2 separate regions of the Mus musculus genome follow, and region 2 is linked to region 1. The links are chromatin loops, found by intact Hi-C in ENCODE. Cell type or tissue: left cerebral cortex. All regions are shown on one strand. Each heading gives the region's core, and the rest is flanking DNA. Links, peaks and the distances in the headings are about the cores only. Region 1 has its middle 9.7 kb from the start of Lelp1. Region 2 holds the start of Lce1m (late cornified envelope 1M).

The links. Peaks named below come from ENCODE experiments on the same cell type or tissue, not always from the same donor. Only the 100,000 strongest peaks of a DNase experiment are listed, where the experiment ranks them.
Region 2: a loop joins it to region 1, with 3 times the contacts of the local background. A loop is called at or near these places in 5 of 42 quality-filtered maps.

Annotation. Positions count from the first base shown.
Region 1 is chr3:92,144,595-92,160,345 of GRCm38, forward strand. No RefSeq gene overlaps it. Among named protein-coding and RNA genes, the nearest start is that of Lelp1, 9.7 kb to the left of the region's middle. In left cerebral cortex, for the core only: CTCF peaks have their summits at 6,236 (motif pointing right) and 8,918; DNase peaks (open chromatin) are centred at 6,228, 6,914 and 8,920.
Region 2 is chr3:93,013,564-93,029,314 of GRCm38, forward strand. It overlaps Lce1m (late cornified envelope 1M), which reads right to left and starts at 5,498. Exons shown (of 2, transcript NM_001355725.1): 1 at 5,458-5,498; 2 at 4,244-5,076. The coding sequence starts at 5,065. The coding sequence ends at 4,517. Crct1 (cysteine-rich C-terminal 1) reads right to left here and starts at 2,123. Exons shown (of 2, transcript NM_028798.3): 1 at 2,053-2,123; 2 at 642-1,287. The coding sequence starts at 1,265. The coding sequence ends at 957. In left cerebral cortex, for the core only: no CTCF peak of the experiment used is centred there; DNase peaks (open chromatin) are centred at 7,834, 10,073, 12,028 and 12,486; H3K27ac peaks cover 692 bases.

The DNA of each region.
Region 1 (15,751 bases), core at 3,182-11,181:
CTAGCTACTAATCTGGATTTGAAGAAGGCAAGTCATTTTCAACATTGGTGTCAAAGCTGTGGTGATTTTTACTAGCCACAGTCATCTTCCACTTTCGTCCTTTCCTCCCTCCAGTATAGCTCAAGAATAATATCTAGTGAACTTAAAACACAGCACAATCTACTCATCTTATCAGCCTTTGAAACACTCATACCTTTTTAAACCTGAGCATATAAGGCTGAGCACACAAATACACTTATATACAAGGTCTCAGGTCAGCTTAGCTCCATTGGTGTTGCATTTGGTATCCCTGCTACCAGGCTCACACTGGGTTTCAGTTTTGTGGACAACTGGCTAGCAGCAGTTACTAATAGGATGACACACAGCGTGCTTCTTAGGTGAAGGGGTCTCAGGAGAACAGCTGCAGGGGATGATGAGTAAGTGCCAAAGTCTAGCCGAGACTTGGTTAAGAGCTAGGTGGGACCTTGGTGTCAGATTCCTAGGTTCAAATCCTGCCAGATTCCTAGGTTCAAATCCTGCTTTCATCCTTTACATCCTTAACACATCATCCCTAGTGATATACTTGTTTAAGATAACATGTAAGTTACATTGAGTTCCTAGTCTTATTACCTACACGCTAACCATTGGATAGCTTCACTGTTTTCAGGGTTGTAAAGGTCAGAGAAACATCAAAAGAAGTCAGTGAGTATTCTGTATATTTACTCCCAGTGTGCTCCCTGGGTTCTTCTGGATCTCTTTCTGTCTCTCCCTCCCTCCCTCCCTCCCTCCCTCCCTCCCTCCCTCCCTCCCTCCCTCCCTCCCTCCCTCCCTTCCATGTATGTTTTATATGTGCATTTTATGGTTGTGTACTTACACAGGTATGTTTAGTTTTGTGTGAATGCGTATGCCTGTCCAGGCCTTCCCCTCTCCTCCCTTTCCCTCCAATCCTATCCTCTGTACTCTCTCATTCTGTTCACTCCCCTTCTATCCCTCCCCTCCTTCCTTTCTTCCTTTCTTTCTTGATTTATTTATTATTATATCTAAGTACACTGTTGCTGTCTTTAGATGCACCAGAAGAGGGCATCAGATCTCATTATGGATGGTTGTAAGCTACCATGTGGTTGCTGGGATTTGAACTCAGGACCTTCCGAAGAGCAGTCGGTGCTCTTAACCACTGGGCCATCTCTCCAGGCTCGCTCCTTCCTTCCTTCCTCCCTCCCTCCCTCCCTCCCTCCCTCCCTCCCCTTCCTCCCCCCCCTCCCTCCCTCCCTCCCTCCCTCCCTCCCTCCCTCCCTCCCTCCCTCCCTCCCTCCCTCCCTCCCTCCCTCCCTCCCTCCCTCCTTTCTTTCTTTCTTTCTTTCTTTCTTTCTTTCTTTCTTTCTTTCTTTCTTTCTTTTAGACATGGCATTCTAGCAGCAAACAAACCCCACGGATCTATCAGTATCACTTTTCCTAGCAATGGGATTACCATTCCCATTGTGCCATTGTGCCACTGTGCCACCTAGGCCATTTTTCTTTCTTTCTTTTTTTTTTTTTTTTTTTTTTTTTTTATAAAACATTGATTCTGAGTACTGAATTCAGGTCCTCCTCATGCTTGTAAAATGGACACTCTACCAGTTGATCTATTTCCCCAGTTCCGTGTCTCCATTTCTATTTGCTTCTCATTTCCGACTTTGCCCTGAAGTGCACCTTTTCAGTTCTATATTTTCCTTGAACCTTTCTCCACGTTATCATTTTCTGTCTTCCAGCTAAATATCTTGGTGATGTTCCCAGCAAGATTCAGTATTTCAATGTTAATCTTAAAACATAATTTCTGGTTTGAGTAAGGACAGTTCATATAAATGTCATTAATAAACAATAGTAATTTAGCGATGAAAGCTAAGATGGCTGGGAGAGATGTCTCAGTAAAAGTGCTTGTTTTACAAAGTATGAAGATGGAAGATTGAATCCTTAGGCTGTTCCCATAACCCCAGAAGAGAGAGGCGGGTAGATCCTGAGATTTTTGTTGACTCAGAAATGGTGAACTTCTGGTTCAGTGAGAGAGCATGCTTCAAGGCAAAAGGGCCAAGGAGGATGAAGGAGGACATTGACATCCTGCTGTCGACTCTGAATTCATGTATATGGGTGTGCATAAGACACTCACCCCCCCCCATGCCCCATAGCATTCCATGGTTCCACTGTGTGTACCAGAAGGCCATGAAGATTACAATAATTGGCAATGATAACTAGGACTACCTTTTAGAGTTTTACAACTAAGTCTTTCTGTTTACATTTTACTTTATTCTTTGAGAATTTCATACATGTATACAATATATTCTGATCATGTTCTCTTGGGATGCTCTTTCCAAGTCCCCCTGGATCCCTCTTCCATGTCCTTCACCCCAACTGACCAAATCTCCTCATCTAGGGGTGGGGCTTATGAACTTCCCCTCATTGTGCGGAGACATCAACTGACTTGATCTTGTACAGGTGTTGTACACAAAGCCATAGCTTATTGAATTAATGAGTGCAACAGCCCTGCTATGTCCTGAAGATGTTATTTTTCTAGTCCTCCCCCTCTTTTCTACTCTTCCTGCACCTCTTCTGTAATATTCACTGAGCCTTGGGAGAAGGAAGTATGATACAGATGTGTTGCGTGTAGCTTTGCTGCCCCACACCCCACACCCCCGGCCCCAATCTTCCTGGAACAGGCCACGCTACCAGCCCCAACTCAGCTTCCCTTGAATCCATGAATAAAAAGCAGAGCTTGTGATGACTCCAAGGAAAAAGTCTCTTCCAGATAGATAGGAATGATATGCCCATAAACTCACAAAGACACATGTGGCAGCATGCACAGGCCCACACACGTTAAAGCCACTTGGAGTCCCAGCACTAAGAGCAAGAAATAGATTGTTCCCTTTAGGGGCCCCCTTCCCTTCTATTGCTTAACTGGAGGGTATTTGTTTGTTTGTTTGGTTGGTTGGTTTTAGATTTTAGATTTATTTATTTGTATACAGCATTCTGCCTGTGTGCATGTCTGCAGGCCAGTAGAGGGCACCCGATTGCACTATAGATGGTTATGTGATACATTGTTGAGAATTGAGCTCAGGACCTCTGGAAAAGCAGACAGTGCTTTTAACCTTTGAACCATGTCTCCAGCCCTGGAATTTTTAACACTAGCAAAGGCTTCGGCTGCTGCTGCTGCTGCTGCTGCTGCTTCTTCTTCTTCTTCTTCTTCTTCTTCTTCTTCTTCTTCTTCTTCTTCTTCTTCTTCTTCTTCTTCTCTCTCTCTCTCTCTCTCTCTCTCTCTCTCTCTCTCTCTCTCTCTCTCTCTCTCTTCTCCCCCTCTCTCCCTCTCCTCTCCCTCTGTCTCCCTCCCCTACAGGCATTTAACAGGTTCTTCTCTAGCTTCTTCTGTTGGATCAGACCACCTCATCCTCACACCCTCAGAGGACCTCTTGGACACGAGTTTAATCAAAGCTATCACCAGTTTTCCTTTCCCCGTGACTCATATGTGACTTGTGGGATCCTCTGTGAGCTGTGTTTGCCTGCACAACAGCTGCGTGTGTCTGTCTTTCTTTCTTCAATTACTGTTAGTGATGTTTTATGCTCATTGTATGGAGGAAGGGGGAAGGAAGGTCTATGATACCTCTGTAGCGCTTGTACTGTATTTATCGTTTGATTTCACTATGATATTTGAGGCTGCTGTGGCTTTTTTTTCCCAGCCCTTTCTCTTCTGTGCCCCATGACCTGGATAGGGTCCTGCTTCTCTAGCCTTGTCTTCTATTCTTTCTGAGATCATCCTTCTCTGAGAAGACTTCCCACTTCCAGTCTCTTTGCCCCTCATACTCTTGCAGTTCATCTCATTCTGTATCTCACTGCAACAAAGCCAAAGAAGTCCCACACATGTACTCTTTCCTCTCTCATCCTCTCAAACTGATTCAACAAAATCAGAATTCTTCTACCTGGTCTTTCCTAACATGTTCTTTATTGTGAGCCCCAAACTCCAAACAATACCTTATCCAATAAAACTGCTGTATCAGTTTTTATTGGTCTAATGCAGCATGCTGGCTCCGTCCATAGCACCTGTGCCCTTAGGATTTTCCAGACATTTCTTAAGTCACAGGCTCTTGACCAGTGTTTGTGAAGTATACATCTACCTTAGTCAGTCCTATTACCTGTTGGACTATGTTTGACCCAGCATCATTGTCATAGATCTCCTTGCCTCCTTACCCCAATTTTATGCTTTGTTATATGGTTATGATGGATTTCTAATAAAATGAATGCTTAATATTACTACAAAACTTGATGATTCAAGCCTTATTAATATGGCCCAAAGATTCAGACTAGTTTTCTACTTTTCTTATCATTCCTGGGATTAGACTACTTGCAGTTCCCAAAATTTACTGGATTGTTTTTTTGGAAACTACACTTTATTTTCTGCCAGACATGTTCAGCTTCTTCCATCCCTAACTTGAAGTTCATAAACAAGTTACCTTAAACATTTATCTGATCCAAGCTGCTAGTTAAAGCAACCAGCCTGATCATTTGGATCTATCATCTATCTATCTATCTATCTATCTATCTATCTATCTATCTATCTATTATCTATATTGTAATAGAGATTAAACCTTGGGCTTCACACAGGGTAGGTCAGTGTTCTACTGCTGAGTTGTACTCCCAGCTCTCTTTTTTGTTTTGTGAGAGGGTATTAAGTTACTTAGGATAGCTTTAAACTTGCTGGGCATAGTGTCCTGGTCTGGACTATAAGGCCTGGTGCACTCTGAGATATTTTTTTTTAATCACCATATTGCAGTTAGAGAATTCTCAATCTATTTCCATCACTTGATGGTCTAGAGAACTAATTCACTTTTTTTTTATCTTTGATTCCCCAGTGCCCAGTGCCTAACCTAGCATGCTACTCTCAATAGTAAAATCATAGCATCAATCAAACATTTAAACAGCTTTGAGTCATTCTCTCTAACTGAAACAGCCTTCCTCTTTGCCCTTTCAACTAAATGGTATCTATTTTTACACCCTCTTTATAGTTTAAAAATCTGTTTTTCATGCAGAATTCCCCTCTCTTCCCCCTCACCTCCTGCTATGGTTAAGAGATGCTTTCTCTAGGCTACCCAGCATACCCTCGCAAAGCATCTCCTTTCTCACACAGAGCCCTTGCTCCAGAGGAGGGACTTTTTTTAGCCTCTTTATTGCCAACTTGGGGCCTCAAATTTGAGATGTTTTAATGATTCTTTGAGGATAGATATGGAAGATGAGATAAGAATTAAATGAATTGTCTAAAGAGTGACAGCTGATTCCAGGTGGGCATGGGTCTTCTCTAAGCGCCAGAAGTTATCATTAAGATATTTGTATCAGGCTAACAACAACAAGGCAAGGCAGCACTCTGAACCTTGGAATCTACAGTCACCATGGATCTGTCTTGGAAAGAGCTTCATCTGCTCCAGAGTCCCAAACAGAAAGGAACTTCCAATGTCTCCCCTACCTAGGAGCTCAATTTTCCTTACCATAAATTTCTACTTCTTACAACAAACACACATTTTCCCATCTACTAAGAGCTCCAAGAACAAGGGAGAAACTGTTACTAGGACCTGAAAGGGAAGCACCTAGGTAAGGGCTATGTGAAGGAGGCTTTGGTGGGTAAATGGAATCATTCTTCAAGGGGGGAGTCCTTCCCTTCCCTGCCATGACTCACAATCTGCCTTAGGCCACTTTCCAAGGTTTTCTGCTAAGCTCATGTTGCTGTGCTCTGTGAGTCCAGCGAAGGGCACAAGCTGACTGCACCATGTCCCTTAAGACAGGGAGCAGACATGGAGGGAAGATTATTCAGTGTATTTGGAATAATTGCTGGAAGCTCAGCACAGAGGAGAAAAGAAAATCTTTGTGTGTGGAAGGAAGATGAGTAACAGGATACGTTTTCCTCACTGTGTTTAGTATTGGAGTATTAGCATCTGGAGATGTGTTTAGATGACTTCAAATGGTTCTTACTATTTTCTGGATTACGTTTACTTCATAAGTCCACCATAAAATTAGAGGAGGCTGAAACATTTACTTTCATTTCTATATTATGTATGTGCATGTCTCTGTGTAGGTAGATGCACATACACGAAGCTGCCTACAGAAACAAGAAGCTTCAGATCCCTCGGAAAAATCTGACGTCATCTTGAGAATCAAATAGGTTTCCTCTGGAAGAGCAGTACACACTCTGAACAGTTGAGCTATCTCTCCAGCCCCAAATGTTGTTTTCTTAATGGCCACCAGATGGCAGCACAGGTTCAGATAATAGCCACTCGCTCTACCTATCAAACAGTAGCTAAGATGTAGAAACAGTTTGTGCTTTCTTCAGTGCTTTCATTTCCGTTTTCAGGTTGTAAACAGTTTTGTTCATTTCTCTCACCTGTTTAATTGTAATGGGAGAGATGAAGTCGGGGGAGGAAGTAGGGAGAGAGTACTTGGAGAAACAACTGGATTGGGAGAGGGCGATTTCCTAGGGAAACCTATGACAATGGAAACTTACAGGAATCTATGATGGTAACCCTAGCTAGCAATGGGGGTTATAAACCAGTCATCTCCTGTACCAGGCAAGACTTCCAGTGGAAGGATTGGGACACCAATACAGCCACAAAACCTTACACTCACACGTTGCCCTGCCTAAAAAATGTGCAGGGGTAAAAAGTGAAGCAGAAGTTATGGGAAGGGCCAACTAATGGCTGGCCAAGCTTGAAACCCATGCCATGGGAAGGAGCCCATCTGGACACTGTAAATGATATTCTACTATACTTGCAAACAGGAGTCTAACATAACTATCATCAGAGAAGCTTCACCCAGCAACTAATGAAAACACATGCAAAGACCCACAGCCAAACATTAAAATGGAGCTTGGAGATGTCTATGGAAGAGGGGGAGGAAGGATTGAAGGAGCCAGAGAGGTCAAGGACACAACAAGAAAACCTACAGAATCAATAAACTGGGCCCATAGAGGCTCATGGAGTGTGAATGGCTAACCAGATAGCATACATATGACCTAGACTTCTATACACATTTAACAGTTGTGCAGCTTGGTTTTATATGGGACTCCTAACAGCAGGAGCAGGGGCTGACTCTGACTATATTGTCTGCCTTTGGATCACTTTCCCTAACTGGGCTGCCTCATCTATCCTCAGTAGAAAAAGATGCTTAGTCTTACTGTAATTTGATATGCCAAGGCTGGTTGATATCCACAGCAGATCACTTCTCTTTTGAAAAAGGAAGAAGTGCGTGGAGGGAGGAGGGGGGCAGCAAGAGGGAGAAACTGGGAAGAGAAGAAGGAGGGAAAGGTGGATCAGGATGTAAATAAAGTAAGTAGATAACAGCAGCAGGAACAACAACAACAACAACAGATCAGGAATCAGCCTAAATGGCTACTGTTAGATGAGTGGATTTGAGAAATGTGATAACTATACACAACAGAATACCATTCAGCCTTTGGAAGAAGAATATTCTGTTATCTCCAAATCTGTGTGGATTTTGGTAAAACATATACTGCATGATCCCATTTATGTAGTCAAATGCACTCAGTGTTCAAATCTCAGAACCTTTAACTGAAATGTAATGGTAACATGTTCAAAAGTTCCAGGGATTAGGGTGGGACATTTTTGGGATGTATTTATTATGCAGCATACCACACAATTAAAAATTAATTACCAATCCTCATCGAAGTAGAATTCTGATGACAACTGTATTTGTTTTGCTTCTAACATTTTGTTTGCTGGATGTAGAAAACACACACACACACACACACACACACACACACACACACACACACACACACTTTCTCTCTTTTTGACCTCTTTTGATTATGCAGACTATTTGTTTTTTCATCTAGACATATTTACAAATTTCTTCATTTAACCTATATCTGCTTACTTTAAAATCTGAGCTATTTCTTCTGGGGGGGGGGGGGCTTGTGTGTGTTAATGAATGACATTTTGAGCTGGTTAAGAGTCAGGATTAAACATCCCTACTCTCTAAGCATTTGCTATCCAGGTTGAGACCATCAGGACAATGCAATGATGCAGAGGGGGATGGGGCTATATAAAGCTCTGGCTCACGTCTGAGGGAATCATGCTGTGACTTAGGCCTTCATTTTCCTTATTTCTAATAATTATCCAATGTGTCAGAGCCCAGGCTGGGTGAGGGGGCTCTAGTATGCCTGAAGGGCTTGCAGAGCCATAGAAAGGTTGCAGCATGCTCTGGGAAGGACTCTAAATTTTGCACTTGTCTCATGTCTCTTTCTCTGAAGAAGTTGGGGGAGGGAGTGTGGGTAGAGGCAGATTCTCTTTGCTGTCTGGTAGGAGACAAGAAGAAAGGATTTGGTGAAATGTTCATCCATCACTAATAAACTGTCTTCAGAGATTGTAAAGCTAGGAAACTAGATCTTTCATGCACTTTAGGTACACATGATGAAAACATTATCTATGTTAACACAGGCATCTTTGACCTCTAGAATCAAGTGAAGTTCATTTACCGTCACTGAACATATACTAGAGACTAGATACCCAGTCCAGGACAGTGTAGGTGGGAGTAGAGGTAGTTACTGATGCTTAGGTTGAGTTGAAATATAACATGAATTTGATCAATTTGGGTAAAGTCTGGGGATGCAGAGGCCATGAAAGAAGCTAAGAAAACATGATCTGCAAGGACGTGGTAGAGGGGATTCTTTATTGTTTTAGGGTTTCCTATGGCTAGACCTTTCCACTTAAGCTACTACAGGCTTTAGTTCTCCAGCAACTTCTATGGATGGATACTTTGTCTTTTCCTTCCCCTTACCAAGGGTCCAGAAGAAAACTTATGCAACCTCTCATAGTTAAGAATGTTAATCTTGTCATCATGTGTGCCTCTATTAGTCTTGTGCTCCTTTTTAAACATATCAGATGGCTCTAATCTTGCCATACCAGAAGTTACCACCTGGTGGTGCTAGAGGTGCCTTTGCTATCAAACAGCTAGTGGAGCTACTTACCTACTACTCTATTTTAGCTTAATTCTATTTATGCTATACAAAGTAAAAACTGTGATTGACAGCTGTTCTTTCTGTGTGTCTAATGTGATCAAAATTTTCTAGTTTGAAATTTTAATGGAAAAACATTAATAGATATAACCCATGAGAATAAAATCTCCAGAAGTCCGCAACAATTGTTTCAGTGTAAAGCATTTCTTAGAGTAAATAGCAGCTGAACAGATCGCACGCACGCACACACACACACACACACACACACACACACACACACACACACACACTCGCACCCTCGCACCCTCTGCCAGAATGGACTTCATGGCCACAGTTCTGTTCTCAGAATGGCAAAACAGGGCCTTGCACAGACTTGCAGGACACATTTTATGTTCATCCAAGCCTGCAGCCTCAACTCCTCACCTCACTTATGTGGTCAGTTCTTGTTAGAAAAGGCCAGGAACTTGTCAAAGAGGTGCAGTTTGGCACTTGGCAGAAATACCTCATGCTCCAAGGATAAGAGGACAAATGGTTCTCGCTGGTTTGAGCAGGGTCTTCATCTCACCCTTGCTTTGCCCCTGCTTTCTTCCAGACTCATTCTGAGAATTTTCTACTCATGACCTTCCTTCTCCTAGGCCCTTTTGTCCCTCTGTGACTTTTCTCTATTCCCTGTAAGAAAGTAGAGACATGACTACTCAGGGATTTTTTTTTTCAGACTCAGGAGAATAATGTAAGTCATAATAAATTCTGTGTTTGGAGGACAGGTGCATTTTGTTGCAGTTTGTGAGAGTCTAAAGAAGTAAGTAGATACAGATCTTGTTGCCTTCATCAAAGATGTGACATTGTGATGAAAAGAACTCTAGAAAAAGAAAATTTCTCTTTAATTTAAGTTTCTCCCAGCTACTATATATCCTTTCCTTCAAAAATTTGCAACTCTGTGGAGGCAGAGCAAATTCTGTGTTGTGTGTGACTTCAGATAACCACAGGGTCTGGAAGTATGGTCAAGGAAGCAGCTACTGCCTCCCTTTAATCTAAAGGACCCTTAAGGTCCTTTAATCTTGGGCTTAGTCTACAAAGGAAGCCAAGGGGTTTCCCCTGCATTTCCTGATAACTCTCCAGTTCTTGAGAATGCTAGTCATAATCCCCCTTTACTTGAAATTCCAGCTGGACTTGTTTTTGGCTCATTACATTTACTTTTCCCTTGAGATGATTCTGTGTCTATGGGTGATGGGTGGAGCAGAAGGCTGTAAGATCACTGAGTTTTCTTCAAGTGTAGTTGGATTTTTTGGTGGGTTTTGTGGCTATGAACAGATAAGAAGGAAGTTTCTGGGCAGGGCTTCTGGAATTGCAGCTTTTTCCTAGGGCTTATAAGGCTGTTCTATATTCTGAGTAACTGGCCCATCGTACTGCACACAGCATCTTTAGAACTGATATAGGGAGAAGTCAAATGGAATTAGGATTGTTTATCCAAAGAACATCGAGAACCTCAATTAGAGGTCAGATTTTAGAGTGGGGAATATGTAGTGATGGCTTAGACCTCATGGAGGCTCAAGGGAAGCTCATGACTTAAAAAGAGACCTATGTGACTTGCTGAGTAGAGAAACAATGAGGAAGGCAGGCATACTGATGCTTGGCCGCTGTGGGGATGAGGTAAGAAGGCTCCCATCAGGAATAAGGTGTGTGGTTCTTCCAGGAACCCTCCTGATCTCCAGACCCGAATTAACCCCTTCACCTGCTGAAACACTGCTGTGCCCTTAGCTTCAGCCCACAAACTGGCATTGTACCCCTCTACCTTCTTCAGGACTGCTTTATGAAAAGGAATTTACATCCAATCCTGTGCATCTAAGCAGGAAGAGCAGAGCCTTCTTTTTCAACACTGACTTTTTCTTGGTCCTACAGGTCTTTTTCATCCTCGAGGTCCTTTCTTCCATGTAGCCCTATACCTGTGAGGTAGGATGTCTACCTAGTAGACTTACCTGGGAAAATCTGACCAAAGCAGGTAAAGGAGCAGATCACACAGACCATAAATACTCAAGGAATCTATGCTCAAATTTTAGCAAAGACTAATTTTATAACAAAAAGTGTAATAAGCATTATTATTTTCAAAATAATGAGAATTTGAGAAAGACTTATGGGTAAAAGAAGAGAGGGAAAGTGTTAGAGAAAGAAAGGGAGGCTCCAAGGGCCACCTCTGTGTGTGTGTGTCCTCACATGCCAAAAAAAAAAAAAAAAGAAAAAAAAATCCCCAGAGAAATTACCTGAGGCATCCCCAGTCAATGTGCCATGTCTCCACAAATTCAAACTGCTGATATACTAAGAATAGATCCTAGAGGGTTGTGAGATGGTATAAGCTAAGAAAGATTGTAACATAATGCAACCTCACTAAACAAAGAACTATAGAAAGATATTCTTTCATTGATGTCACCCAAGCATGTCGTGAAATTTTACTTAATTTTTTTATATTCTTTAAAATGGTTTCTGCAAGTGATTCTAATCCTTCCTGAGTCAGCAATGAGCTTGCTGGCAGAGAGTACAAGATGAAGTGAGGAAAAGGGGCTAAATGTCCAGGAAATGAAATTACCTTCAACCTTGTACACCCAGCAGCCTGCTCTGACAGCCTGCTCTGTCAGGTTTTTACTGCTTTTCCTATACCCAGAGGTACTTTGGGTTTCAAGAGTCACAACAGACCGCTTCAGATCCTTGGGCTGTGTTTCTTCTTTCATTGCTCTTTTACTAGAAAGTTTGAGAAATACTAGTCCTGCATCAGTGACTAAACTAGAATTTTCTATGTAATGAGCAAGCTTGCCATCTCTGTTCAGAGAAACTGGACTGTCCGAAGCTCAGGAAACGTCTAGTATATCCCAGTGTGTCTGAGTCTAGAGCAAAAGGGCTCAGGCTAGTGCTAATCCCAATGATGAGAGGAAAAAGGCAATTGACCCAAATTACCACATCCAAATTAATTAAAACAAGCAATTAATTAAAGCAAGCTTTTTATTTATGTACTTGAGCTGCCTCCTTCTAAGGTAGGGTTCCAGAGGTCAGCATCAGATATAAGGAAGACGAGACTTTTACAGTTCATGGGCAAAGGAGTTCTAAGTAGGGGATTTGGTGTGCTAAATAGTCTGGTTACAGGAGCAGAACATAAGCATAAGAAGTTAGGCCTAATGACCTTTTGAAACAAAGACATGAGAGAACTGACTAAACCCCTGAACCTGTAAGCCAGCCCCAATTAAATATTGTCCTTATAAGAGTTGCCTTGATCATGGTGTCTCTTTACACCAATGGAAACCCTAACTAACTAAAAAAAAAAAAAAACTAGTAAAAAAGAACATTAGAAATTTATTGACAGTGTTTTTGACTTCCCTCTGACTCTAAATTAAGTGGGCCACACAAAAAGTGAAGAGAAGAGTCATTAAGATGAGTGACAGTTGGAAACAGATGGGATGAAAAGGTCTAAAATTCACTATATAACTGTACAAAATAAAAATGGAGAAAATTCATTACTTGCAGCCTGAGTACCTTATATACAAATGGAGCCGTCATTATATATATATATACTAACAGTGAAGATAGTTTATAAATGACATCATTACTCAAAAGGATAATGAGCACCTATACACAACTTCATAAAAATAAATTCTATAATGATGAAAGTACAGATTCCTTGAAAACACAATTAGAAAAATTGAACAAAAAAGAAATACAAACCTAAGATATTCTTTTGCTATTTCCACTGACAGTATTACCGCAAGTTCTAATACTAATTTACATGTTTCTATGAGGGTAAATGTGATTAAATATGTAATAAATTGATCAGAAGTAAGGGAGAAAATCCTGGATAATCTGGGTTGGTCCAAGTCAACCAGTTGACGGCTTTAAGAGCAGAAGTGAAGCTTCCTTGGAGAAGGTCTTCCTGCTCTCTAGCCTTGTTGATTTCAGATATGGCCACCCTGCTTTCTAAGTCCCATAAAACAAGTCATTGCAGTAAATCTCTGAATGCAGATTCCCTACTGATTCTATTCTGCTCTTGAACCCCAACTGAGATAATCCCTAAAACTATTAGGAGGATTTAGCTCATAGTTCAAAGCTTTTCCATATGGAAAGACCAGGTGCAAATTGTTCAACTGGTGAATCACAGCAAATATTTAAGACATAATTTTAGTGACAAATAGTCTCTTCTAGAAAACAGACGGAACAGGGTTACTAACAGCGAATAAAAGGAAGTTTATTCCCAGAGAAACTTAAAGTTTCAATTATGGATGAAAGTCTAGAAAAGTAGAAAAACCCTCCAAAGACCACACAGCCAACTTGTGATTCTGTGGAAGTGTGGATCTCCTCTCTTCCTGACTACATTGCGTAAAGCCACACAGAATATTTACAGAGGGCACCAGACATAACAAGAACTGTTAGATAGTGATCATGTATAGTGCTGAGTAATTCTTGGGACTATATCCAGCAAAACCAATAGACTTTAAGCAAATCTTAGTGACTTTAAAAATGTGTGTGTGTGTGTGTGTGTGTGTGTGTGTGTGTGTGTGAATGAGTGAATGCATGTATGTGTGTGTGAGTATGCATGTGAGTGTGTGATTATATGTGCATATGTGCTGTGTGTGTATGTGTGTGTCAGTGTGTGTGTTTGAAAAAGTGTGTATGTATATGTGTATATGCAGGCAAGAATGCATACTTGAGCACACACTCCTGGTCAACCTTAAGTGTTGGTTTGTCAAGAGCCATCTTCATTAATTTTGAGATAGGATCTCTTACCAGTACCTAGAACTCAACTGACTGGGCTGGCAGACAAATGAACCCTGGGAAATTATACTGTCATTGCTTACACAGCACTGGGGTTATAAGCTCTTGCCACCACAACCAGCTTTGTAGGTGAATGCTAAAGCTACAATGCGTGTCCTCATGCTTGCACTGCAAGTACTTTATCAACTCCACCATCTCCCCAACTCTCTCAATAATTATTCAAATGAGTATGTGTTCTCCGAAGAACATAAAATATTAGTAATTGACTTATTCTGGAAAAAAATCAAAAGTCATCATGAATAGTGCATAGAATTAGATTAGAGAGAATTTTTGACTGAGAGAACACCAGACAGGAAGGCTGGACTTGGCACAGAGAAGGAACCTGGTGCACAGAGGGCAGAGTGCACAGACCACTGTGCAGAGCCTGCATAAAGGCACTGCATGGGATTACAAACACCAGCCATCACTTCTCCAAGCATAACAGGAAACTTTCTAAAAATATAAGATTTTGCTTGTTTGTTTGTTTGTTTAGACAGAGTAGCCTAGGCTGACCTCAAAATTGAAATTCTTCTGTCTCAGTTCTTAAAAGGTTGAATTACAGGTACAGTTGAGCATGTTTGCTAATGAAAGGACCACTCAAGGAAATCAGGTTGGATAATATAACATCTGTGAAAGATCTTTCTAGCTACTGTGAATGACTTTCAGATCACTGAGAATCAGTCATCTCCAGGAACAAGAGCTCTTCCTGCCCTCTACCATATAGGTTATCCAACACAAAGTAGTGAGCCCAAATGCATATACATCTGAGTCTCTCTCTCTCTCTCTCTCTCTTCCTCCCTCCCCTCGCTCCCTCCCTGTCTCTCTCTCTCTCTCAGGCACACACACACACCCTCTCACACACACAACCTCCCACATACACACTCACATACACACTCACACACACATGTACATGCCCCACATACTTTTAAATAAGTAGAGGTCATGAATTTGCGTAGTAGTGGGGGACATGGGAAGGGTTAATATGGAGAAAGGAAGGAGAGGAAATGATGTGAATATAGTGTTCATATAACAGTCTCAAAAATAAAATAAATGTAAAATATAATTAAGAAGCTTTCTTGTTTTTGAGATAAGGTCTTGCTGTGTAGCTGTGGCTCGATTGGAATTTTCTATGTAGATTAGGGTGGCATTGAACTCACATCTGTCCACCTATCCCTCCCAAGTGTTGAGGCTAAAGGCAGTGTGCCACCAAATCCAGACTCTTAGAATCAGTCCAGATAAAAAACTATGGTGCCTAATAAGGGTAGCACACATGGAATGAAAACCAGTTCTTGGAAGAAAGAAGAGAGAGACAATTTTAGAATTGCTTGTTTCACAGTATTACCTTTGATAATTCTAATAATTTCCTGCATCTAATACTCAGAGAAACATCTTTGCAGTCAAAGTCATGGCACATTTAATAAGTATAGTTAGAGCTTCTAGACTCCAGAGAGCAGTTTGCTGCCTGAGCTAGTAATCCCTCCTCCTGCTCCTGCTCCTGCTCCTCGTCTTCCTCCTCCTTCTCCTCTTCCTTTTTTCTCATTCTCCTCCTCTTCTTCCTCCTTCTCTTCTTCCTCTTTCCTCTCCTTCTCCTTCTTCATTTTTGCTTCACCTTGCTTGCCTTTAAAATCAATGATAAATTTTGCTTGTCAGAATGTGTACAATTTTCCCTTTATTTCCAGTGTCCTTTGAACATTTTACCACATACAAACTATCTTAAAGATTTCTGTATCCCAGAGTAAAGCTGAGAAAACAAGACCCACGGTACCTACTAGAGCCTAGAAAAAGTTATTTGACTCAGTTCTCTCTTTCAGAAAGAAACTATTCTGAGAGTTTTCCTAAATGGGGTATCTTCCTGGCAAAGTAGTTGCTCTTTTGCTGCTGACTGGGGGGTGAAAAAGTTTACTCTGGAGAAAAATAACCAATTTGATGGAGCAGGAATGCTGGCAGCAGCATCTTTACTGGGCTTTGTTCTTTTTTGTTCCACAATCCCCTCAAAGA
Region 2 (15,751 bases), core at 4,537-12,536, 870 kb after region 1:
TCCTGTGGTTCCTGGTCATGCCTCAGCTTCATAGATCAGACATAAAAGATGGTGAGTTCCAGGCTCCTGGTAAGCATAGAAAATTTTCTCATCCAGCAAGCAAAAGTCAATTGTTTTCCACCAGAAAAAGAAAAATGAGAAAAGGATAGGGAAGGGGGGGGGGAGAAGTAGAAAAGAAGGGAGGAAAAGAAAAGAGGAACGAAGAGAAAACATTCAACAGAACTGAATTCAAATTCCTAAACTTGCCATTTCAAACCAGACTCCCTCGGTTGTCTGGGCCTGGGGACTGGGCAAGGCTTGCTCTAGGAGGAACTCCGAGTTTCCAAATCACTTCGAGTAGACCAAGCTAAGCACACCAATTAACAAAATGATCTCCGGAATCTTGCAGTCATCTCCATCTTGCAGGCATAGAAGTGACTCTGAGCTTAACGTTAGTTTCCCTTCTGTAAAATGGACGCAGCAGCAGCCACCACAGTGAGTCATTACACAAAGTAGATGAGACTGCCTACCCCAAATCCTGAGAACTCGCAGAGAGTTAATGTGTTTGTTCTCCTTCAGGCATGAGCCTTTGAGGGGTAGGTAGTATAAAATAAGAAAACTGAAGGCACGGATGGAGGAATAAATAGGAAAAGAAGCGTTCATAGGAGGTAGAAGCTTTATTATTATGTCTCCAGGCGACAATCAAATCAGGAGGCCTGTTTTGAACACTGCTGTGCACAACCTCCTGCCCATAGCGTGATCTGAAGTCCCACCCCTGACTTGTATCCCCTGGGAGGAAAATCAACGTTAGAGGACAGGTCTAAGAACAGGGTGAAGTTTCTGAACATCAAAGTGCAGTTAGCTTAAGGGAAACCAAACTCCTAGGCCGGTCCTTCCTGTTACTACTATGGAGGACTGGGTGAGAGCAGCAAAGACGCTGTGCGATGCCAGCTGTTCCGGAGAAGCTCTGTAGGCTTTCAGCAGCCACCGGAGCAGCAGCCTGAACTCTGATTGTTGCAGGAGCGTTGAGACCTTTGGCTTCCTCCGCAGCAGCAGCCGCAGCCGCCAGAGCGCTGTCGGCGGCGTCTCCTGGGAAAGCAGCAGCAGCCGGTGGAACTGGAGCCGCAGCAGCCAGAGTCACCACCGCAGCCGCCCCCGCAGCCCCTGCAGCAGCCTCCGCCACAGCAAGAGGAGGAGGAGGACGCGGGGGCAGGAGTCGGGGCGGGGCAGGGGGCGGAACTCTGGGAAGACCCTTTGGAAAAGCCTTTGGCGCCCTGTTGAGACATCTCGGCGTTTGTCAAGATGAATCTGAAAGAAAGACAATCTTTTTTAAAACCCCGCCTTTTCTTCCCTATAGTGGAACACAGAACTTTAAGTATTTGCCTTAGAGAAAAGTCTGTCTGGCTTTGGGACAAGAGGAATAAAAGAAAGAAAGAAAAAGAAGGGAAACAAAGAAACAAACTCAAACAGGAGCTTCCAGTGGTGGAGGCACAAAGCAGGAAACAGAATTTGAAAAGGATCAGTGCAGTCTCCCTGACTGACATTAGGACCATCCAAGAGCTCCATGATGGAAAATAAAGAGCATACGGCTGCAATTTATCTATATGACTCAATCAAAAATCTCTTGGCTTCAGCCTTTTCCTAACTGTACTTTGACCACGCAGCTCTTTCAAGTGGTAATCTCAGTTAATATCGTATAAGCATCACATCGGTCAGAAAACACACAAGTATTACCTGTGTCCCTCTGTCTTGGGTATAGAGAATTCGAAAACACAAAAGCGTGCTCTGCACCTTCTTTCTTGCCTGTCCTTCACATTATAAGGAAAAGGCAGAGAATAGGAATAACTTAACCAGGGAACCTAAAGACCCGGGTTACTCAAAGCTCTTTACAGTCTGGAAAACCTTTCAAAGGTCAGCGCCATGCCAAGCCTTTGCATCTTCATAGGCAACACAAAAGGCTGGCTCACTGGAAGCCAGATTCCAACAGCTACATTCTGGCTGCATCCTACTTCCTCCTTTCTGTCTTCCATTCTCCCCAGCTTCCTCCCCCAGACACCCCGCTTAGATACTTACTAGACCTTGGCTCCACAGGAAGACTCACTCAGTTCTCCAACTGGAACTTGACACCTGCTAGGCAGAAGACTGAACAGTGTATGGCCAGAGAAGCTTTTATAAGATTCCAACAAGTCCAGGTCCTTGGGAGGAGCCCATTTCTCAACAGACATGCTCAGCTGACACTTACATCCCAGAAGCATTCATCACTCAGATAGCACTGTAGGTGGTGCACGTGGACAACCAAGTCACTTCACAGAGGTGCCAGGATTGCTGTGGTGTGTTTACTTTTCAAACCGGATACTGTTCATAGCTGGGAGGGCTGTATGTGCTTAGAGAAGGCCTGGGGGGGGGGGGTCAAATGAGGAGAGGTCCGGGGTTCTCTCTTAAACACTGTATACACACACACAGCAGGAGGGGAGGAGAACACCTGCACTGTTCTACTTTCTCACACTTATTCATGTATAGCTATCTCCTTATCATTTATTGTCTTATTTGCATCTCTATGGCCCTTGGTTCTTGTCTTTCATAGCAGGCTGCAGGCTATGTGATGAACCCTCTGGCTTTTATCCAGATGCTTCTAGAGAGCACTGAAGGAAGATGATGGTGGGGATGGAAATCACAACGGTGGTTTCTTCCTGTCACCATTAACAGGAAGAATAGCCCAGGCAAGGTTAAGGGACCAATAAGACCAAAAGAAGTCACTTGACCATATTCCCATTATGTAACCCTGATGGATCGCAGACAAAAATGGTTGAGGAGTATAGGCCTATTGGAAAATAGTAAGCTGGTTAGCCTATGGAGCTCCTGTTTCTGATATCATCTCCTTAAGGATAGATTGTCCCTAGAACTACTGACAAATAGGAAAAAGACAAAATAAAACAAAACAAAATGAAAAGGATAAAATAAAAGAGCAAAGAAGAAAAAGGAGGAAAATAAAAGGGGGAACGGCCTGAAAGTTCCCATAGTAATTGTTGCGTTTCGATTAGCTGATTTATAAAACTGGAGGAAACTTTGGAGGTCAACTGCCTCTGATTCAATCATTGGAACTACCTGGTCACACCAACCATGAGTATGAGACATAAGAGAATCTAAGATTAAGAATTCAGGGATTAAGAGTGAGATAGGTTTTGGGGTGCATTGCTGGGTGTGGCATGAGGAAACAGACAAGGAAAGACAAGTCATAGAAGATACCCATTTCATTTACCATGGCTTTAGAGCCTGATTAACAGGTTGCTTACTGAACCAGAGCACCTGGCAAGAAGAGGTAAGACATTCCAAGAAGAGAGATCAATGTTAGAAAAGAGAAGGAAGTAATGAAGTACTAAGTTAGATGTGGGTTCTCCTCTGGAAAATTATGCAAAAGGTGAAGAAAACCAGGGTGATAGGAATCATTATGGAGAGATCAAGTAGATACTCACTGTATGGACTCCTTACCCCAACTTTATGCATCACTGTTAACTCTTATCAACCGAGGAGCTAACTGCTTATCTTGTATAGAAAGGCAGACTTGCAGTTATCTATTCTATCATAAATATTTTTAGTATCTCCTGAGGAAGCCATCCCAACCCTAAAGGAATATTACATGAACATCCAAACTCAGTGACTTAAGTACCCTTGACTCCATCACACACACACACACACACACACACACACACACACACACACACACACATACACAGGCATGCACACATGCACCACCACCACTACCACCAGGCGGGGGTAATTTTTGGCTGAGATGGTTTCTTTATTCTCTATTCAAACCCAAACCTAAAATTCTAAGGTTCCAAGAATAGTGGACTCCCAACATTTCACAGCTGTCTCCTCAGCTTACTTCTCTAGAAATGCTCTGCACTCAGCTTCCCTGCCTGGCCAGCTGGCGATAATCAGACAACAGTGTGTCTACTCATGAGAGCCCACAATGTGCACTCCAGATAATCTTTTTCTCCATGATTAAGAGATAAACTTTTTCAAATCATGGGTCCCTTTTGAGTGTCACCGTCCCATCATGGAGCTTTTCTGGGTACTGCTTGTCCTAACCTATGCCTTGTCCCCCCTGTGCAAGTTGGTATAAGGGGCACAGGCCTCAGAGTACTAAGTTTTAAGTGGATTCAGTGTCAAAATGTGTGATTTAGATAACGAAAGGGACTATGACTTGGTGTGGAGGGAGGGAATTGGAAGAGGGAAACAAAAGTACATTGGGAGGCCATGGTGTCAGGAATCAAAAGCTTTATTATTGCCCAGAAAAAGATTTTTCAAAGCTAATTTTTCAATATCTCATTCTCAATTAGTTGTGTCAGAGAAAAAAAGCAAAGCCAATGCATCTCAGAGCTGGGACCTGAAGACCTCGTGGTAGATGAGCTTTAGGGAGATGAAGAGGACGTACAGAGAGTTCTAAGTACTTCTGCGGGAAAACCAGAGAAGAGGAGACCCTAGGCTTGCAGGTCTTCAGTCAATGCTGCTTTCCATGTTCTTCGTGGCCAGGTCAGCAGCAACCTCCAGAGCAGCAGCTAGAGCCCCCAGACTGCTGATGGCTGTTGCTGCCACTGCTGCTGCCACCACTGCTGCCCCCACTGCTACCACAGCAGCTGCTGCCACCGCTACTGCCACCGCTACTGCCACCACTGCTGCTGCCACAGCAACTGCTGCCACCGCTGCTGCTGCCACAGCAACTGCTGCCACCGCTGCTGCCACCGCTGCTGCCACAGCAACTGCTGCCACCGCTGCTGCCACCGCTGCTGCCACCGCTGCTGCCACCGCTGCTGCCACAGCAACTGCTGCCACCGCTGCTGCCACAGCAACTGCTGCCACCGCTGCTACAGCATCCAGAGCTGTGACGTCGGCGACGGAGAGAGAATCGGGGCTTGTGGTGGCTCAGACAGCAGCCACCACATCCAGAGCTGCAGCAGCCCCCGGAGCTGGAACCACAGCAGCCCCCAGAACCCAGGCTACAGCAGGAAGAGGTTGGAGGGCACTTTGGGGTCTTGCATTTGGGAGGGGGCTGGCACTGTTGCTGGCTCTGCTGACAGGACATCTCCAAAGGAACTGGATAAAAGTGAAAAATAATACAAAAAAATATAAGGTCAACAGCTCAAATGTTGCTTTGAAGACTGAACTATGAATTTACAGTATCTTATCTCTAAAATAGTTAGAAGTTTGAAAACCCAATCTCTTAAATTTATTTCGAGAATAAAAAGTACAAATGATCCCTGTATAAGCACTTCTTCCTTCCAAATAAATTCACTGTAAAGTCAAAAAGATACTAGTACAATCTTCCATTACCTTTCACTTGCAGAGAAACCCTTCCCTCCTAACCCTCTTTTCCCCTTGTTCATCTTCAAGATTACCCTCAGTTCCAACCAGAGCCCCTTTCTGCCCAGAAAACTAGCATCAGAGTCTCTCTGGTCTGGGAGATGTTCTACCTGCCTCAGGCACTGGAGTAGATCACTCAGCGAGTAATGGATTGAGGTGCTATGAGAACCGCCTGCCTTTTATACAGTTCTGCTCTGACCTGAGATCCCCATGTGTGGGATACTGATAACATCTTTCATGAGGGGTATGTATGACTCCCTCCCTTTACATCCCAAAGATCTAATTCCTCCCTCTATAAGCATCTGAGGTATTAATGCACAGAAAAGCCTCTGAGAATTGCAAGCCTGTAGGATGGTGATAGAACATTGCACATTACATACAGTTCTTGTCTGTCAGTCTCCTAAGCAGCTCTGCTATGGTCCCTATTTCCTGAGATGAGCCAGTTCAATTCTAGAGCTCAGAGGGTAAAGATAACATCTGTTTCTTCTTCAGAATAGAAAGTAGAGGAAATTAAATGGCCCTTTTATAATATGGACAAGAACCCAAAATAAAACCCTGCCCAAGCCAATGAACTAATGTGGCTCTTTTCATTCTTAGATGGTGCCATAACCTTGACCAAGAATGCTGGATATTCTATTGATGCTATTTCAGGTAGGTCTAATGAAGATGATAGAGGTGGTTGGGATTCTCTTCTTGTCTGAATTTGACATGCCAAAAAAAATCCATGAACATTTGACATTGATAAATTCCTCCAAGTAGGCAGAAATCATTGAAGGCCCTATTTCTACATATGGTCCTAAAGAGTAGACCTCTGGCTGGCCAAATGTAGAGGGACCATGTGTATATAGAGGGTAAAGTGAGAGGAGAGAATTCAGCTGAAGTTGCCAGAAGTGGAACTTCAGCTATAACAACCATCCCAAAGGGGAAGGCCGAGAGATTCTTTTCTATAGATGATCTAAGGTAGAGACTTTTCTTCCAATGCTGGGGAAGGGGGTTGAGGGATTGTTCAAGAAGCTTTTATGCACCTATGATGGAAGACAAAACGTATTTTCCCTACAAAGAATGCTCCCTGGGTAGATTAAATCCCCTGGGAAGTCACCAACATTGTTTGAGCTGGGAGAGCTGTCAGTAAGTAAACAGTTCATAATGAAAGGTACAGGGAAAGAACTGGAGATGGGGAGAGCAGCAGTGTCTGGGGTCCATTCCTGGGTGGATGGGCTGTAGTGGGAAACACCATGCACAGTCTTAACCCACATTCCAGGACCAGTTTCCAGCTTTGCTCTCTCCACCCAAGCATTCTCAAGCAACTTGCTTAATTGTCTCTGTAAAATCGGACTAATAACCATCCCTAGCTCCCTAGGTAAGGCAATACGGATAAAGATCTCAGAGCAGAGCTCGGCCCGTGAACACACAATGAAACTGTAAAAAGAATCTGCATCAATGTGCTGATGTGCCAAATGACACCCATCAATGCACATAATCTTTATGTTTTTAAGTATCAAATTAAAAACAAAAATGTATGAAAAGCTATGGAATTTCAGAAGTAAAGATAACAAAATCACTATAGATCCCATTTCATCTATAATTGTATCCTAAAACTATATGAGATGAAGAAGGAATGCTTATCTCAAAGGGCCATTTGCAGATTGAGCCAATCATCATTAAGCTCTTGGAATAATGCCTAGCATATAACACAACAGTTCTGATGTCACATGTGTTCTCTGATAACAAAAGATTAAAAGTATTTGTGTGTCATTGGTGAATGAGGGTATACAAAGACCATTCTCATGAAAATAATGTCACTTGTAATCCCATTCTCAAATATTTTACTATTTTCTTCCCTTTAATTTTTACTATGTATTAGTTTTAGTGATCTGTGTTTTGCATTGACTCTTTGTAACTCTTTCCTCATCCTATTTATGTAAGGGGTTTTACTATTAAATTTTCAACTAAAATTGTAATGGAACATTCTCTGTGTACTCCATTTGAAGAATTAAAGCCAGATGACCATTTCACAGACAGCTTGCCCATGGAGCAGTAGCAGGAGGCATTAACTCCTAAGACAAGTTCCATGTTTGAATTTCAGCTCCTCACTTAGCAACATTGTTACCTTGAACAAATTATTTTAACCCTCATTATCCTCATTTTCAAAATGAAGAAATAGATAGCATTTATCTCTCAGTGTCATTTATAGAGTGACTAACATTCATAAACCCCTTAGAATAATGCCTAGCATATATATGAAATACTTGATAAATATTTTTAAAAGTGATACCTGACACCATTCTACCTCTGAAGTTCATAACACAGGATAGAGTTTGGGCTTAGAGACTACTGGCAGGGAAGCAGATATGCTGTTCCGGTTGCTAGATCTCAGCCAGAACCAACCTCTCTTGCTGAGAAACATAAAAGGAATGTAGAACATGACTCAAATTTCTAGAAAAAGAATCTCAATAGATGCTAAAGGAATCATTTGTGTAATACATGAGCATGATGAAGAATAAGTGGAACAATGCCCATCTGCTTACAATTATTTGGATGTACAATCTGCACATGTGCTCACACAGGTAAGGCCTTTGAGTTTAGAAATCTCTGCTAGATCTAATTTGTTGCTTTGTAAGCAGTAGAGGCTCAATTTTCATGTCTTCATCAGGTTGGACTTGCCATTTGGAAAAGAGGACAGATACCTCAAAAAAAAATCTGGACTAAAGTTTCTTTTAGCAACTTCCATACAATTTGTGGAATGATAGAATATCTAGGTAGAATGCTGACAACCCTAGAGGCCACAGCATTCTCCAAGAGGTCACTGGGTGGTTCTAATGCAAATCAGGACAGACAATCATTGGTTTAGATCAAATACCTCCCTTTTAGACAAGAAAACTGAAACTGGGAGATAGAAAGAGACTTCTACTGACTCACACAAAGTTAGAGATGGAGTTGGACTTCAAACCCTCATCAACCTTCTCTCCATCACAGCACTCTGCCCGTTAGATGAATTTAATTTCTTTGTGTGATTTTTTTTTCCTAACAAGAGTCACTATATACATGGCCATCCTCTAAATATGTAGGTTCTATAACTGAAGTTTAGACATATCTGGGGAAAAGGGTATATTTGCATAGAATGTGTAGAGACATTTCCTTTGAATCACCATTCCTGAATCAATTCAGCATGATATATACAGCATTTACACTCTACATGTTATTTAAAGCAATATAGATGTAATTTTAGGTATATTGTAGGAAGTACATAGGTTTATGAAAATAATTTTCCTTATATGTAAGAGACTTGAACATGCTGGGAAGGGAGGCAAAGTGGGATTCACAGGAAATCTAGGACTAATGTCTAGAATTTGCTTACTAAGCATGGCTATTGTCATGAAAATTGAATAGCTGGAGTTGGAGTGAAAATTGTAATAACTCTGGTGAATCGTGGCCTGAATCACACTTCTTGAAAAGTCATTGTTACCTCTACTCTCCTCAATAACTACGAATGAAGTCTCTGTATGAAAAGGATTGTCAGACATCACCAGGGAGGGGCTATCTGGCAGGACCCAAGGAGCCTTCCTGGGGCAGCACCACTGTGATACCTCTTCTGTAGCCCAGAAGTTCAGCCTTGCTCAAACCTGACTTATCACTGCATCTTACTCACAGACACTGACAACATCAATGAGATTCAGATATGGGCCTGACGCATAAATCTTCCTATAGGAAAACTTCTGGAAGAAGTAGAAGTGCAATCTGGACATCTGAGGATGAGGTTGCAAAAAGACCTCAGACTTTGATGGTGAACAAAACTAGACAGCCCCATCACATCATATGAACACTTCCATTCCTGGGCAGATCCAGAGGGCTGTCCTTGAAACCCTGTCCTGTGGCTTCCCTTCCTCTGTTCCTCTCTGCCAATCCTGCCCTGGAATCTGATCCTAGGGAGTAGGGCTTGGAGTAGTTTTATTCTCACACTCCACATGCTGATCCAGGATTTAACATTTAAAGATCTCTCTCTCTCTCTCTCTCTCTCTCTCTCTCTCTCTCTCTCTCACACACACACACACACACACATCTTTTTTGGACAGGGTTTCTCTGTGAAGCTACAGTGGTCCTGGAACTCACTCTGTAGACCAGGCAAGCCTTGAACTCAAAGAGATCCACCAGACTCTGACTTCCAAGTTCTGGGATTAAAGGCATGCGCCACCAGAGTCTGGCTTGTTTGTGCTGTTTTCAGTACTCCTGATTCCCTTGGTGTAATCTCTGGTAGCCAGTGATACCTACCCCCAGACTTGTGAATGTTTTACCTTACACAGCAAGACAGACTTGGCGTGTTTGACTAACGTTAAGAGTCTTGAGATGGGAAAACCTTCTTGGATTACAGAGGTAGGCCTAATGTCATCATGAGGGCTCCTCTAAGAAGCAGGCAAAAGGATAAGAGTCAGAGAAAGAAGATATGACCAGGGAAGCTGGTGTTGGCATGAGGCATTTTAAAAATGGAGGAAGGGTCCATAGGCCCAAGGGTGTGGATTACCTCTGGAAGCTAAAAAACACTAACAGCTTTCCTCTTCCTACAACTAAAGGGTGTGCTGGTGGAAAGCTTCTAGAACTTCTGCTATGAATCTGCAAACTCCATGTTCTTCCTTCTTAGACACTGATGTCTCCAATAATAGAATACTTAAGACATAGGCAAAAGCAGGAACAGTCGAGGCTGAGTCATGGTTACTTGGAGACAAGGTGTATGCGTGAGTGCTTTCTGAGAAAACCCTATTTCTGGGACTGAGCCACTCCAGCTCAGACTGGCAATGTCTGAGCTGGCCCTTGATCTTTCAGATGCTCATAGTCAGCTGTGATGATATCTCCATCATGAGGAACATTTTCACAGCTGGAGCCTGAGGCAGGAATGCTCCAGGATCCTCTAGAATGAGTAACTGGAGAAAGGAGGATCCCTTCTCTTGGAGAATAAATAAATATATTGGGTAGGCACTGGGAAAGAGTAAAAATAGCCAGTGAGGCTCCCAGGAGCTCATGCACTGAGGCATCTTGTTTTTCCAGCTGGGGATGAAGTGGCATGCTCAGGTGCAGTGGGGAGGGGCCAGCTGCACAGGGCCAAGCACTCCAAGGCAGCTGCAAAGGCTCTACTGTCCAGCGGGTGACACTTCCTCTGGGGAGCTCAGCTGACTCTCACAATTGCACAAAGCTATCTGTCCTTATTTGCCACTGCTAGAGGAACTCTTCTGGCAAAGATAGCTTTAAAATATATATAATTGTCTCAACTCACACTGAGAACCCACAGAAATCCCAGGACTTGGGTAGACACTGAGGAGGCAAGATGATACTCTCGATCCACCATCATCCACTAGGAATCCTAATAGTCAACATCCCAACGGAGTTCCCACAGACCTGTAACAGGAGCAGACTGGGTAGGGAACAAAACCCAGGCAAAGTGAATTAGACAAGTGGTATATACAGGGAGTTATAATATGTAAGTAGTACACTGGCTATATTTATTTTAGGCTTTAGATAAGTTAATATAGTATATAAATACATTTGTACTATATGGAGCTACAGCAACATGCCAACAGCAATTATTTCTGAGTGGAATGACAAAAATTTATTTATTTATTTATTTATTTATTTATTTATTTATTTATTTTTCTGTACATGTATTTTCTAATCTTGCTTTATTTATTTGATTAGTTGATTTGTTAGTAATTTTCTTCACTTAATATTTAAGTTACCGTAGAGATGCTATACAGACCAAAAATGTTAGAAAAGTTCCCACCATTTTGGATTCTACTTCATTTTTGTCTTGAGTTTCTTTTAGCACCAGGCAACATGCTTGTCACTGGACATACAAGGATGGAGTTGTTACCCCACCATCATGTCTCTGAGTCTCAGACCCCTCTCCCTGCCTATCTGACCTCTAGTGTGTTGCCCTTCTGTTGAGTACCCAGAATACAGAGCTAAAATACAGCCATACTCTGAGAACACCTGCTGAGGGCAACCATGCTGCAGAAAGAAAGCCTTGAGGGTGAGGTGGGAGGACCAAGAAAAGCAGGGTTGGTACCACTGTCAGGATACCTCGCATAGCCTGGCCCTGAGCTCCAAATGGGGACTAAGAATACTGGTTTCAACTCTTTGTATGTCAAGTCGTGGCCAGATAATACCAGGGGCTTATTATTGATTTAGTTAAAGTATTGGCTCCAGTAGTGAGAAAAGTTAGCTCTAGATGTCAACCCATGTAAAATCATCTTCCCCTTGGAGACCTCAAAGCTCAATTGACTATGCTTACACTCCAAAAGTTAAAGATATTTAATTTGACTTTGTACATCTGAAGCCTAGCTCCAGAACACAATGCAGACTCAGTAAAGGGGAGGAAGAGAAAGAGGGAAGAAAGAAAGGAAAAGAAGAAGGAAGAAGGCTAGAAAAAAACAGATGGAATATGAGGGACACATAGCATTTCCATTATGCTCTGTCCTATTTCAAGTAATGAAGAATGTTGATTTCAAACAGTGAACCAAAGTAACTTTTGCTTGACACAGAAAAATACCCATAGATTCTAGCACCGGGACTTATAATTGCAGTTGGAGCTGCTCTTTCTTCACCTCTTTTCCTTGACGTTGGATGCTACACGCCCACCATGCTCACTCCAGCTCAAGGCTAAACCTGTCCTGCCATGCCAAGACTTCAGTGGCCTGATCAGCCATGCTTCTGCCTCTGAAGCACAAGCAGAGTGTGGCTGAGTCATGTTTCAGGCATCTGGACAATTTCACAGATGCCTGAAGGCTCTGTGTTAATGATGAAATGACCAAGAATTTCCTGCTGCCTTTGTGGCAATCCTTTCCATCAAAATGCAGCAGATTTATCTTAGAACTGACTCTGTTCTAGGTTTGCACACACACACACACACACACACACACACACACACACACACACACTCCTGCAAGCACTTGCCTCAGTATTCACAAATCCTCTTGCTACCTTTAATGTCTTCCTACTGCTTCCCCTTGCTACCATGTGACTATCTACTCTCTCCTCCCAGATCCCCATCCTTTACCCTACCCTCTCATGACATCACCCATTCCACTGACTCTCAGCTGGGTTGAGTGGGCATGCTGTTAAGCACTGAAAGGCTCCAACTTCATGCCACACCCCCAGGCTTCCTCAATTCTAATATGGTCAATATGGTAGGCAGTTAAAAGAATGACATTAGAAAAGGCATGCTGTGGTTAGAGCAAACTGCTCACAGCAATCGTTGTGTACAATACTACCAGTGCCTCCCTGAAAGTTGCCTCAACACTATCAATAAATGATCCCAACATTGGTTAGGAGCCATCTTGCCTTCTCCTTGTCCACCACCTTCACATCTAATGATACACATGGATTTCTTCCTTCCAGCCCCATTCCCTATTTTCTACAGATTCTTCCCATCTTTCTAAAAGATGAAGAGTCTGAGCTACTTAGAACTTTAATAACTTCCATGCTATTCCCAAAGGAAAATAAAAATCAAATTCCCCCAAAAGTACCCAACTTCGTAATAACTTAACATCTTCTAAGAACCATCTACCTTTATGCTCCCTGCACCCTCTAAATTCTGTCGCATGACCATCCCTGAAACTGCCCAGATGTAGCTGCCCCTTAGGGATAGCCTTGCTTTCTTAATGTGATTTTCAGGTTCCTACCAAGGACTGTGTTTAGGAAACCTGCGCAGACAGACCCCAGCTACTCCTGCTACAGAGTAAAACTTAGAGAAATGACTGTCATGCTCTGTGCTTGCCGGCTTTCCTTGAGGAATTCAGAGTCTGCCCAGCTCAGGGTTGTTACTTCCACATGTTTAATGATGTTACTTCCATCATTAAAACTCCAAGGAGACCTTCTGAAAGTCTGACCCCAGCTTCCATAAGAACAGGTGCCTCAGCTTATTCATCACAGTATCCTCAAGGCCAGACACAGCTCATAGCATTCAGCAAATAGTTCTTGGATGAAGAAAGAACCAGTGGAAGAATGAGAGCTTGGAGTCATTGTCAAAGAGGGAGGAGGGCCCACAGGGCCAGTGTGGCTGTGGCACAGCAGGTTCTGACCTTGACTCAGTCTGATTCAATTGGAAATTGTGACTGAAGTCACTTCTCCTCAGCATGTTGCCTTGGTCACCTAGGGATGCTTGGCAAACACTGGGTGTTTGAATTCCTAGGTAAATTAGGTGATGTCAGGCCCTGCCTGAGCTATTATTAGATTTCTCAGATCACCTGGAGTCTATCAGGTATCCAGGATATCTCTTCTTATCCAGAGATTGTTGTAAGAAGTCAGGACAGGTGTTCTAGCCGTAACATGTCTTTTCCACTGGTACTATCTTAAGTGCCTACCTCATTGACCACATCAGGATTGAGGGAGTCTAATGGTGAGTAAGTGGAACCTTGTAGTGTTCAAAGGAGTCCATTCAACCCACTGAGTGCCAGGAAGACTTGAGGAAGTCTTACGGAAAGATTAAAACCTGATTGATTTCTGTCTGTTGAATCCTCTCCCCCATCGTACCTCCCCCCCGGACACACACACACACACACACGCACACACACTTGAGACAGCTACCTTAAGTGAAGAGAAAATGGGTCTCCAATTTGATGGTTTAATCACTACTATTCTGAGGTTGTTCTGTGAAATCCCTTTGGATGAGCTTTCTGGTTGTCTGTCAGTTCCTAACATACACTGTAACGTCCTAGTGATCATGGTCTTCTGTTACAGACAGAGCTTAGACCCTGGACTAAACTTCAGATACCAAATAGGTCTGACAGTTTTAGATTTATGATGTATTAATAAATTCCAGGAGATACTTGGAACATAGTAGAAGCTGAGTAAATATTTGCAGTAAGAAGGAAGTGGAACAGAATGAAAGAAAGGAGAAATGAAGTTAAGTCGGCTACTGTACTTGAACTAGCTGAGATCAAGTTGGCTAGAGAGAAGTATCAGCCTGCCTAGACACTCTGCAGCCTGTGCTTGATGCGTAAGCTAACTTCTCAGACCTCTGCTACCTCATACCAACCTTGGGACTCTTGGACACAAAAGCTCATTTACTTGAGCAGAAAGTTTGTGGAGTCGAAAAATGTCATTCCGTAGGTGCCCTTTGTGGGACATAACCAGTGCCCTAAAACCTTTTGTTGCCATGTCTTCAAGCTCCTTCCCTTCTTTGGACCTTCCATGAACATCCTTCCTATATTCACCCCTGAGACTACAGATGGACCTTGTCTCCAAAGTACCAGACTCAAAAGTACTTTGTGCCTCAGTTACCAAGGTGCTGTTTCTCATTGGGAACCAGGATTCAGGATACTGAATGGATTCTGTCAGGAGAACAAAACATGAGGACCAGTTTGGAGCTACTCATCTTTAAAGTTGAAACAGTTTAATGGAGTAAATGCGGCTAAATAAAATTAAATAGGAAAGAGAGAAACCTACCCTTGAGTCTCAGCTCTACCCTGTCAACATTACAACACTGAACATCGTTTATTCCTCCTTTGAACCTCAATTTTTATCAACAAAATGAATGATTATCATATACTATCTAATCATATGACTTCACATATAGCAATGTACTTGGTGAACCATAGAGTACTATGAAAATATAAGCTAACAATAATGACAGAAACACAACCAACAAGTAATGATGTGATAAACTTGTGAATGGTATTGTCACTCACATAATCTGAAGCTTTATGTGACATCCTTGGTTCTAGAGGCCAGAGAGTAGCAAATCATCTACTAGAGGGGCCTGACAGGTAAGACATGAGCATCAATACTTCTGGACTTTGCTGATCTAGAAGACAGTACTAGGCACAAACAGTCCTGGTCACAATATAGCAATAATATATCTGACAGCTAATTTTTGTGACCCAGTCTTGATAGACTCCTCTGGTGGCTGGAGAATGAGTACTTTGGTCTCCCTAGCTGGTTCTGCAGGCCTCCAGGAACCAGACTGTCAGGTGAGACAATAATCTGGGCTTGGGAAGTCACTCTGCCTCCCATGACCAGTGTAACCTTATAAGGACAAGGAAGAAGCTGATGAGATGAATTCTACAAACCCACCACACTGAGTGGATGTGGTAGAACTGTCTCTCAGGTCTCCCTCAGGTTCACTATTTGGGAACCAATGGTCCATAGAACTGTGGATAATATCCAAACACCAACAATACCTCTTCTACCAAGTTACATCACATACAAAGAGCACATGTAGCTGCTGTTGGCAGGCTCATGGGCTGAGTGGTTATCTCTCAGTCTTCAAGAACAAAGGAAGTAGCATCAGACTGCCAGGCATTTTGTGGACCTGAAAGACATGCATGGGAAGAACATACAACCCCTGTCCTTAGGCCTTGGGTAAAGACAGGGCTTGAGTGGATGGAAGCCTAAGCACACACTTATGAGACAATATGCT